Regions from separate parts of the Homo sapiens genome. Here region 2 is linked to region 1. A link is a contact called in ENCODE Hi-C data. All regions are on one chromosome and are shown on one strand. Each heading gives the region's core, a stretch centred on a gene start or an enhancer-like site at or near the end of the contact. The rest is flanking DNA. Distances are from core to core; before and after follow the strand shown.

Region 1 (5,516 bases), core at 909-3,408:
GGGTTTCACCATGTTGACCAGGCTGGTCTTGAACTTCTGACCTGAGGTGATCCACCTGCCTCAGCCTCCCAAAGAGCCGGGATTACAGGCGTGAGCCACCACGCCCGGCAAAAAAATTATTCTTAATTGTGGTAAAATACACATAACATAACATAAAATTTACCATCTCAACCGTTTTGAAGTGTATACTCAGTGGCGTTAAGTATATGCACACTGTTATGCAACCAATTTCCAGAACAGTTTCGTCTTTCAAAACAGAAATTCTACACTCATCAAAGAACAAGTCTCCATTTCCCACCCCCCTGCCCCCAGCCCTTGGCAATCACCATTCTGCTGTCATTTTTTTTTTTTTTTGAGATGGAGTCTTGCTCTGTCGCCCAGGCTGGAGTGCAGTGGCGCGATCTTGGTTCAATGCAACTTCTGCCTCCTGGGTTCAAGCGATTCTCCTGCCTTAGCCTCCCGAGTAGCTGGGATTACAGGCACGTGCCACCATACCCAGCTAATTTTTGTATTTTTCGTAGAGATGGGGTTTCTCCATGTTGGCCAGGCTGGTCTCAAACTCCTGACCTCAGGTGATCTGCCTGCCTTGGCCTCCAAAAGTGCTGGGATTACAGGTGTGAGCCACCGCGCCCGGCCCTGCTTTCTGTCTTTGTGAATCTGACTACTCTAGGTACCTTACATAAGTAGAATAATACAGTATTTTCCTGTATGTGACTGGTACTGTTATTTCACTTAGCATATTGATGCTTTTTTTTTTTTTTTGAGATGGGGTCTCACTCTATCACCCAGGCTGGAGTGCAGTGGTGCGATCTTGGCTCACTACAACCTCCATCTCCTGGGCTCAAGCAATCCTCCAGCCTCAGCCTGCTGAGTAGCTGGGACCACAGGCGTGCACCACCACACCACCTAATTTTTTGTATTTTTGGTGAAGATGGTATTTTGCCATGTTGTCCAGGCTGGTCTTGAACTTGTGAGCTCAAGGAGATCCAGGAGATCCACTTGCCTTGGCCTCCCAAAGTGCTGGTATTAGAGGCATAAGCCACCACACCTGCCCCATACTGATGCATTTTTACATGACATTAGTGAATTCAATTAGCCTAGTATTTTATTTAGAATGTTTCATATCAGCTGGGCGCTGTGGCTCACGCCTGTAATCCCAGCACTTTGGGAGGCCGAGGTGGGCGGATCACGAGGTCCGGAGATTGAGACCATCCTGGCTAACACGGTGAAACCCTGTCTCTACTAAAAATACAAAAAATTAGCCGGGCATGGTGGCGGGCGCCTGTAGTCCCAGCTGCTCGGGAGGCTGAGGCAGGAGAATGGCGTGAACCCGGGAGGCAGAGCTTGCAGTGAGCTGAAATTGTGCCACTGCACTCCAGCGTGGGTGACAGAGCGAGACTCCGTCTCAAAAAAAGAAAAACAAAAGTTGTTTTAGCCCCAAAGTACCTCATTTCTCTTTTCTTTTAATTTAATTTTTTTTTTTTGTTTTGTTTTGAGACAGCATCTCGCTCTGTCGGCTAGCCTGGAGTGCAGTGGCACGAACACGGCCCACTGCAGCCTCGAACTCCTGGGCTCAAGCGATCCTCTCGCCTCGGCCTCCCAAAGTGGTGGGGTTACAGGGCCACCGCGCCCGGCGCTAAAGTACCTCATTTCTATCATTCATCGATTATTCCCTAATATTAATTGGGCACAACTATGACTCATTTCCGACCCCGCAATGGGCTCTCTTGGTCTCCTTCTCCACCTTTCTTTCCCTCTTCCTCTTTTTATTTTTTGAAAGAGGAAGATCCAGGATGCAAGAGTCCCGACAATCATACTAGATATGCGAAAGAGAAAAAGCCGGAAGAAAATACACAAAAATCATAACACTTTGAGGGTGTGGCTTACGGGTGTTTTTTTTTTTTTTCATTTTCCTAACTCTGCAGTGCTGTTATATTCCATCCACAACTTCAAACAAAGTGCCACACGGCCGCAGTCCCAATCAATTCAATGACAATTGTTAGGGACGTCCTCGTCCCGCCCGGCCCGCGGACCCCGGCCCTTCCTCCTTGACAGGCTGGGGTCCAGCCCCGAGACATTCCTAGGCTCCGCCCCCGAGCAGACGCGCGCGCTCAGCCCCAGCGCAGAGAACCAATCACCATCCGTTTCCACGCTCAGTCCCTTTTGGCTTCTGCCCTCAACCAAAATGGCGCTAGCTCGGAAGCTGCCGAGGTGCTAGGAGTTGCCGAAGCAAGTCCGGAAGCTACCGAGCGAGTCCGGAAGTTGCCGAAAGGGAGCAGCGGGGAAGGAGGATGGCGGATATCATCGCAAGACTCCGGGAGGACGGGATCCAAAAACGTGTGATACAGGAAGGCCGAGGAGAGCTCCCGGACTTTCAAGATGGGACCAAGGTTCGTGTCTACCCTACCCTTCTCCCCCTCTGCGGCGTGGTGCGCATGCGAGGCGGGAGGAGGCCTTAGGCGAGAGGTTGCGCATGCCCAGAGGGCAGCGTCCACTGCCCCTACCGCTCACATGCAGAACTCGACGCTGATTGGGCTGAATTTAAGTAGGGGGTGAATTCGGGCCTGTCTGCCCCGCCCCCTGGCTCGGCCTTGTAGCAGCATTGGTGGGGGAGGCCGTCAGTCATCACAAGCGGGTTGGGGTTGGGGGTTGATCTCAGTGCTTGGGCAGACCCCACGCTGGAGGAAACCCAGGGCCGGGAGTGGTCCTCGGGTATCTGGGTTTCAAGGCTCATGATCCTTTGTAGATGGAAGGGCCTTCTGAAAACACTTAGACCAACTGCCGCTGTTTAGAGTGGAAAACCAAGACCCTGGGACGTGCAAAGCCGGAGAACGGGCCCAGAGGTCAGGTCTCCCAGACAGGGACTCTTTAGCAGCCTTCCTGCTGCACTAGGGGCTTGTTGGGACAGATGAGGGTTGGGAAGTAAAGAACCTCCCACTTTTCTCCTTTTTGCCAGGCCCCCAGATCCAGCCCCTCTGCCCGCTTCTCCCCCAACCTACAACTCCAGGCTTCCCTGCTTCTCCTGTAGTTGCCTCCTCCCGGAGTGCTTTTCCCAGCTGCCACTTGTTTGCAGAGTAGGGAACCTCCCAGGGGCAGCCCCTGTGCCCAGCAGAGCAGTCAGGCAGGACATGCACATTGAGCAAATGAGCACATGCCCCCTGGCCAGCACCGTGCCGAATCGGGCAGCTAAGCATCCTAGCCCAGTGCAGTATAAGTGCCCTGAGAGCAGAGGGGAGCTGCATGGCTGGAGTGATCCGCTGTATGAAAAGATATCTTCTCTAAGAAGAGACAGGATGTGTGGTGTGGGTTCATGCCCCCATGTGCTGGGGGGTTGGTGGCGTTGGAAGAAGGGGCTGGCAAGGGGGATCCTGGATGGAACAGACATCAGAAGGAGAGATGTGAACAATGGCACCCCAAGATCAGAAACAGGTGGTGTTAAATAACCAATCGCCAGCACTGATTGAGTGCTCACTATTCGAACATTGTGCTACATGCTTCACACGTTTATTTCCTACAATGTGAGATAGGTACTGTTGTTGATTCCGTTTTACCGATGTGGAAACTGACTTCAGAGATGCAGCATGGTGCGGCAGTTAAGAGCGTGGGCTCCTCTAACCATATCCTGTCGAGAGTTCAATCTCCAAACCTCTTTTCTCTGCACCCACCCCCAGTGTTATCTCTAAAAACTCTCCCTGCCCGGATTACTCCCAGATGCAGCTCTCCAGTCATTAACTGTCTCTTAAACCTGATATATAGCTCCCTACTCACCATATCCACCTGGAAGCCTGGTTGGCAACTCACACTTAACCTGCTCCACCTGAGGCTTCTCCGTGTCAGGGGAACCAACAACCTTCCCGTTGTTCAGGGCAAAAACCTTAGCATCTCTGTGGTCCTCCCAGTCTCACATCCAACATCACATCCTCAATATCCAGCCAGGATCTGAGTTCTCACCACTTCTGCCATCACTGCTTGGGTCCAGGCCATCCTCATCTCCAGCCTGGGTTACTGCAGCGACCTCTAACTCTCCTGCCTCTTTTGTCCCTCTGTGGTCTGTTCTCGTCCCAGCAGCCGAGCCCATGCCAGATTCAATTCCTTTTTTGCTCGGAGCCACTCAGTGGCTTCCATCACAGAGTGAAAAACAGAGGCCTCACCATAGCCTACAGGCCCTGTGAGGTCCACCCCTACTGACCTGGGTGAGCTCCCCTGCTGACCCTGTGGTGTACCCCACCCCCTCCTTCACTCTGCTCTGCCACACTGGCATTGCTGCTCTTGAACACATCATGCATTTGAAACGGGAAGTTCCCTTGTCTCCCTCGCAGGGCGTGCGATGGGGGAGTGGCTCGCTTCTTCAGTGCCCCGCTGCTCAGACCTCTGGGGGAGCATACAGATGGGCAGGCTGTGGGCTCCGACCTCATGGCAGTGTCTAGGGGTGAATATTTACAGCTCCGTGTGTTCTAGGGTGCTCTTTTAGTTTGTCTATGGGAGGCTTGTGTTAACCAGCTCAATTAGACCCCCTTCCTTATCACAAGGACAGAGGGCTTTCTGTAGTCTGGGGTTTTCTTGCCTTGATGTACTGGAGTACTGGAGAATTAGATCACTTGTGGGCTTGGAGAATGATTGCAAATTTTTTTTTATTTTTTATTTTATTTTTTTTTTCTGAGATGGAGTTTCACTCTTGTTGCCCAGGCTGGAGTGCAATGGCACAATCTCTGCCTCCCAGGTTCAAGCAATTCTCCTGCCTCAGCCTCCCAAGTAGCTGAGATTACATGTGCCTGACACCAGGCCCGGCTAATTTTTAAAAATGTTTTTAGTAGAGATGGGCTTTTACCATGTTGGCCAAGCTGGTTTCAAACGCCTTTTTTTTTTTTTTTTTTTTTGAGACGGAGTCTTGCTCTATTGCCCAAGCTGGAGTGCAGTGGCATGATCTCGGTTCACTGCAACCTCCACCTTCTGGGTTCAAGTGATTCTCCTGCCTCAGCCTCCCAAGTAGCTGGGATTACAGGCACCCGCCATCATGGCCAGCTAATTTTTGTATTTTTAGTAGAGACGGGGTTTTGCCACATTGGCCAGGCTGGTCTTGAACTCCTGACCTCAGGTGATCCACCCGCCTTGGAGATGGTCTTCCCCTGGGGTTGGGCCACTTGGTGGCCCCACCTCTCCTCTGACTGCCCCAGCCAAACTCCGCCTCTTCCTGCCAGTTGATGACCTGCCAGCGTGCAGGTGCCTGTCAGTGTGATCTTCTGCTTCTTGCTCCCCTGACATCCTCTCAATGACCAGGAGCTCGTCTTCTGCTGATGGGCTCCTCTGACATCTGGCTGCCTGTGGGTCTACCCCCTAGGGGTGTTGGGTTTTTATAGGCACAGGATAGGGGTGTGGCAGGCCAGGGTGGTCTTGGGAAATGCAACATTTGGGCAGGAAATGCCTGTTCTCACCTAGGTCTGTGGGGGTGGAACCCTACCCAGGGACCACGCCCTCCTCTACCCAGCACTTCCCTTCTCCCCTTCCAAATTATTTAA
Region 2 (5,516 bases), core at 1,504-4,003, 1.2 Mb before region 1:
CACAGTCAACACCACCCTGCGCAGCTTGGGGGCCCTATACCGGCGCCAGGGCAAGCTGGAAGCCGCGCACACACTAGAGGACTGTGCCAGCCGTAACCGCAAGCAGGTGGGGCTCCATGCAGGAGGGGGTGGGCAGACACCTGTGTGGCCCTGGGTGTGGTCCATTCACTGCCTGATGCCCCTGCCCCTCCCTCAGGGTTTGGACCCCGCAAGCCAGACCAAGGTGGTAGAACTGCTGAAAGATGGCAGTGGCAGGCGGGGAGACCGCCGCAGCAGCCGAGACATGGCTGGGGGTGCCGGGCCTCGGTCTGAGTCTGACCTCGAGGACGTGGGACCTACAGCTGAGTGGAATGGGGTGAGTCCGGGGCCTGGGCCGGGTCGGGCTGGGAGCCTAGGTGGCCAGCGGGGCCTAGAGGCAAGCCTGTCCACCTGCAGGATGGCAGTGGCTCCTTGAGGCGCAGCGGTTCCTTTGGGAAACTCCGGGATGCCCTGAGGCGCAGCAGTGAGATGCTGGTAAAGAAGCTGCAGGGGGGCACCCCCCAGGAGCCCCCTAACCCCAGGTGAGCCCCCCACCAAGGTGAGCCTCAAGAACCACCCAGCAACCCCGGATGAGCTCCTGACCCAGAGTGTGCCCCACTGACCCCAGGCAACCTCCCCATCCCTCTCAGGCTCCACCACCCACCAGTCTGTTCCCTCCCCAGCCCCACCCTTCTCCCTGCCCCCATCTCCCGTGAGTTCCTCCTTGGGCAAATCCCAGGCTGTCCTTTTCCCTCAGGATGAAGCGGGCCAGTTCCCTCAACTTCCTCAACAAGAGCGTGGAAGAGCCGACCCAGGTAGGGGCAGGCGGGTGTCTGGGCACTGGGCAGCTGCGGCCGGGGCTGCATGCGTGCTGCCAAGCTTCCCTCCAGCATGCCTCTTCATCCAGCAACAGTTCCTGGCTCTGTCTCAGGCCTACTTTGGGCTGGACAACGGGGAGACACGAGGGGAACCCAGCCTCTCCTGGGGGTGGACGTGTAAACGGCCAGTGCTAACACCGTCACTGTGGAGATGGACGGGAGTGTCAGGGCACCAGGGTGTGGCCTTGGGTCAGAACTGCCATTGCCTCTGCCCAGCTCAGGGATTCCGGCTGCCTCTGCCAGGTCAGACCCCTTCAGGCCAGGGAGGCACAGACTGGCAGCAGCACAGGGCTGAGCCACCTGCCCCCTCTGCCCACAGCCTGGAGGCACAGGTCTCTCTGACAGCCGCACTCTCAGCTCCAGCTCCATGGACCTCTCCCGACGAAGCTCCCTGGTGGGCTAATGCTGAAGGGGCAGCCAGTCACCAGAGCGCCCACCTGGCACACCCCCCTCACCCCAGCCCTGCGCATGGGCCTGCTGCTTGTCCCGCCTGTCTCTCCCACAGCCCCTGTCTTTTCTGTTCAATCTCAGGGTAACCTTCTCCCTTGTCATCTCAGCCTGAGCCCTGGAGGCTGGGCCTGCCCACTCCAGCTCCATCCCTTATTTATTCCTTCCAGCAGGGCCCTCTTCCCTAGGTTCGGGCCAGCAGGAGGTGCCGGCTGGAGTCTCCACCATAGACTCAGTGGCCTGGCCTCCCCAGACCCCAGAGCCAAGAACACTAAGCACTCGCCGGCCCTTCGGCACCCTCGCCCTCCCTCCCGACTCAACCCGGCCGTTGCTTCTGTATATAGAGAAATAAGTTATTGGCCGCGCGCCTCCCTTCAGTCCACGGTACTACCCGGGCCTCCCCTCGTCCCTCTTCTAGTGGTACCGCCCAGGCCTTAATCACCCCCATTCCGTGCGGTGGTATCTCCCAGGCTCTACATTCTCGGGAGCGGCGCCTCCCAAGGGGGTCCTGGGACCTTCTCGCGCTCCTCCTGGCCTCTGAGGGATGCGTCCTACCCGCGCCATCGCCCCGTGGCCCAGGACGGGGACCTCCCCTTAGTCCGTCCTCCCACCGCCGGGCCCTGCCCCGCATCCCGGCCTTATGCACTGCCCCTCCCACCCGGCCCCGCCCAGGCACGGCCGACCCCGCCCCGGGCACCGCCCACCGAGCCATCCTGCCTCGCCTCCCCCCACGCCTGCAGCTTCTCGCGAGGGGCGGCGACGGTCCCCTGGTGGCAGGAGGGGCTCCCCCTGTTGCGGGTGAGGCGGCTGCTCTCATATTTTCAGATGTTGCTGTAGAAATAAAGACGGTTTAAATCTGAGCTGGGCTTGTTTTGAGACGGAGGTCGGGGGCCCCCAGCGTCTCTAGACTGGGGTGGAGCCGGGAAGGGTCGTGCGTGAGTGGGGGACAGTGTGTCTCGCTCAACCGCTGTCCGCGCAGCTGGGCCCAGATATTGTGCCCCACCCCGGAATTGCGTGAGGGGCCCACAAGTCAGGCTTTCCCTAAAACACTCACTTGTGGGGTTCTGGAGACCGCGGGCTCTTATGAGCTCTGCTCCTCACAAAGTTTTTGACCTTGAGTGAGTTTCCCGAGACTCAGTTTTTTCATCTATGAAATGCGGGTGATGACGCGCGGCTGCGAGTTAGGACTGCCCAGTACACGAAGAACCCTGGACAAATGTACTTTTATTAGTCTTACTAGAACCCACATTCTCATTTAATGTTCACAACGTGGGTATTGGGAGGGCAAGGATGACTACCTCCGTCAGACAGATGTGAAACGTGCCAAGCCCAGCCCTAAATTGAGCTTTCTAAACACCGAGTCGCGGTCAGGCTTTCCAGCACTGTCCTCAAGCCTGAGTGCGTCCGGAGTGCAAACTACAAGCCCCAGAAGGCAATGCGCCAGCAGTGATGGGAGTGGGCGCGGAGGCGCGGGCTCCCCGACTACGCCTGCGCAGCGGGGCTGAGTTGGAGAACGTCTTAGACTACAAGTTCCGGGAATCAGCGCGGCGAGGCCTGAGAAGAAGACGTTTGCGCCTGCGCGTCGCGGGCGGGGCCTCTGGGGCGGAGCGGCCACCATCTTGGAACGGGAGGCGGAGCAGAGTCGACTGGGAGCGACCGAGCGGGCCGCCGCCGCCGCCATGAACCCCGAATAGTGAGTGAGCCCCGCCCGCGCCGTCCAGCGCAGCCTCGATCCCGAATACAGGGCTGTACGCTTACCGGGGTTGTCTGGCCCGGGTCAGGACTGTGCGGCGCCCCCACATCCGGGTCCCTCTTCCGCTGACCCCCCCCCACATCCGGGTTCTGCCCCTCCCCCCAGGGGCCCCAGGACCCCGGCTCAAAACCCCGAGCCCTCGCACCCGGGGCCCAGACGTGGCGACCCCCAGGGGCAGCTCTTGGAGCTCGAGACATCGGTCCTACCAGGCCTTATCGGTCAGATGACCCCGCAGTCCCGGTCACTTCAGGCCTCAGTTTCCCCACCTGCTGCTTGACAACTGTCCCGGAGTTTTGGAGCCCGTCTTGATAGTTTCTGGTCTCGGGTTCAGGCTTGGGCCCTTTAGGTCGGGCAGTGAATCCCTCTACCCTTCTCTTTCTCCTGAAGCCCGGCTCCTGGGGCCGGCCCAGAAGCTAGCCAACTACGCGGGAGGCCCCGAAGCGCCGCTTGGGTCGCGTCTCCCGCAGGTCCTCTCTTCCGGGGCTGCCTCCTACCCTTTGCCTGGGTCGCGCTGTCCTGTCGCTCCCGCCGGTCCGTCCTTTCCCGCCCTCTCCTCGCTTTTGCTCAGGCCCCCAACGCCACCGTCACACCCCTTCCCTTGGCTGTCACACTGCCTGTGAAGTTTAGATGAATATGGAATTTGCTCTCCCCCTTCCTGTGGGATTCTCTGGTCCTCAAACTCTCCTCACTCTTGGTCACTCCCCCTGCGGGTAGGTGGCCCACATCTCATGCCCAGGACTAATAGTTTTCCCCAAGTATCAGTTATCTTCTTCCTTTTCTGCCACTTCCTTTTTCTACTCCACATCCAGGTCTCAGATTTCCTTGGGGAAGGGTGAAGCTCTGAGCTGGATTGGGAGGGGAACAGAGAAGGGAACCAGCAGGCTCTCGAAGGGACTTTGGAGTCTGAGAAACCTGGTTTGAGTCTTAAAGCGATAAACTGTGTAAGTTAGGGCAAGTCACTTCCCTTCTCTGGCCTCTGGTTTCCTCATTAGTTGACAATGACAAAACTGACTTCATTGAACTGTTGTGAAGATTAAATGAGATGATGCATTTAAAGTACTTCACACAGGGTCCGTCCACAGGTTGGAACTCAAGTATATTAAATGTGATTACCTTTTGCCTTTTTTTTTTTTTATTTTGAGACAGGGTCTCTCTCTGTCACCCAGGCTGGAGTGCAGTGGCGTGACGATGGCTCACTGCAGTCTCCAACTCTTGGGCTGAAGCAGTCCTCCTGCCTTGTCCTCCTGAGTAGCTGGGAATACAGAGGCACACCACCACACCTGGCACATTTTTTAATTTTTTGTAAAGACAGGGTCTCGATATGTTTCCCAGCCTGATCTCAAACTCCTGGGCTTAAATGATTCTCGTGCCTCGGGCTTCCAAAGTGTTGGGATTACAGGTGTCAGTCACTGCACCCAGCCTTAAGTGCAATTTTCACTGCAACTTGACCACCTCTTCCTGGTGACTTCATAACAGGTTTTTGTTGTTGTTGTTGTTGTTGTTGTTGTTGTTGTTGTTGTTGTTGTCTCCAAAGAGATGGGGTTAGCCGGGTGCGGTGGCTCAGGCCTGTAATCCCAGGACTTTGGGAGGCCGAGGTGGGTGGATCACGAGGTCAGGAGATCGAGACCATCCTGGCCAACATGGTGAAATCCCGTCTCTACTAAAAATACAAAAATTAGCTAGTCATGGTGGCGCATGCCTGTAATCCCAGCCACTCTGGAGGGTGAGACAGGAGAATCACTTGAACCAGGGAGTCGGACGTTGCAGTGAGCCGAGATCGTGCCACTGCACTCCAGCCTGGTGAGAGAGCGAGACTCTGTCTCGAAAAAACAAAAGAAAAGAGAGACGGGGTTGTGCTGCATCACCCAGGCTGGTCATACACTCCTAGGCTCCAAGGATCCTCCTCCTGTTTCAGCCTCCCCAGTAGCTGGAACCACAGGCACACGCCACAGCACCCAGCCATCAGTCTCTCTACGTGGGTTTTCAACTTAATAGGTTCTAGGCTGGGCCCTGGCTTCTACTTCTGGGGCCTTCTCTGCCAAGCTAGGCACACGCAGGGCATGTACTGGGGATTCCCTAAATAGCTCCTACTGGACCAAACCATGAAGTTTCAGAAATCAGGTTAGGATACCCAGCTCTGTTGCCTTGGCAGGTCACGTGTCTTGATTTCTTTCTCCATAAAGTGAGAATTTAGACTCAGCAAGCTGAGAGCCCTTTGGGCTAGCTGTTTGTGGAGGGAGGCATCAGCCCTCCCTGACCGGGACTGTTGGGAAGATCTGGTGAGCACCATAGTATTCTAAACCAAGGGATGGCCAGGCGCAGTGGCTCACCCCTGTAATCCCAGCACTTTCAGAGGCCAAGGCAGGTGAATCAATTGAACCCGGGAGTTTGAGACCAGCCTGGGCAACATAGTGAGACCC

Evidence for each region. A loop is a pair of places that touch in the nucleus more often than their neighbours do. Pooled maps may share reads with other maps.
Region 2: a pooled map shows a loop between it and region 1 (8-fold over the local background). The contact joins the promoter of KLC2-AS2 here to the promoter of AIP in region 1. A Hi-C loop is called at or near these places in 4 of 50 pooled maps.

Annotation. Positions count from the first base shown.
Region 1 is chr11:67,480,868-67,486,383 of GRCh38, forward strand. AIP (AHR interacting HSP90 co-chaperone) reads left to right here and starts at 2,159. Exons shown (of 6, transcript NM_003977.4): 1 at 2,159-2,390. The coding sequence starts at 2,292. RefSeq lists enhancers at 2,001-2,060, 4,208-4,257, 4,713-5,516.
Region 2 is chr11:66,265,658-66,271,173 of GRCh38, forward strand. It overlaps KLC2-AS2 (KLC2 antisense RNA 2), which reads right to left and starts at 2,754. Exons shown (of 3, transcript NR_186342.1): 1 at 2,642-2,754; 2 at 2,398-2,551; 3 at 1,892-2,174. It overlaps KLC2 (kinesin light chain 2), which reads left to right. Exons shown (of 16, transcript NM_001318734.2): 12 at 1-106; 13 at 197-355; 14 at 436-560; 15 at 776-833; 16 at 1,216-2,203. The coding sequence ends at 1,299. RAB1B (RAB1B, member RAS oncogene family) reads left to right here and starts at 2,982. Exons shown (of 6, transcript NM_030981.3): 1 at 2,982-3,036. The coding sequence starts at 3,023. It overlaps KLC2-AS1 (KLC2 antisense RNA 1), which reads right to left and starts at 29. Exons shown (of 6, transcript NR_186327.1): 1 at 1-29. RefSeq lists enhancers at 552-1,434, 2,191-2,240, 2,541-2,590, 2,711-3,040, 3,201-4,082 and silencers at 1,691-1,740, 1,761-2,080.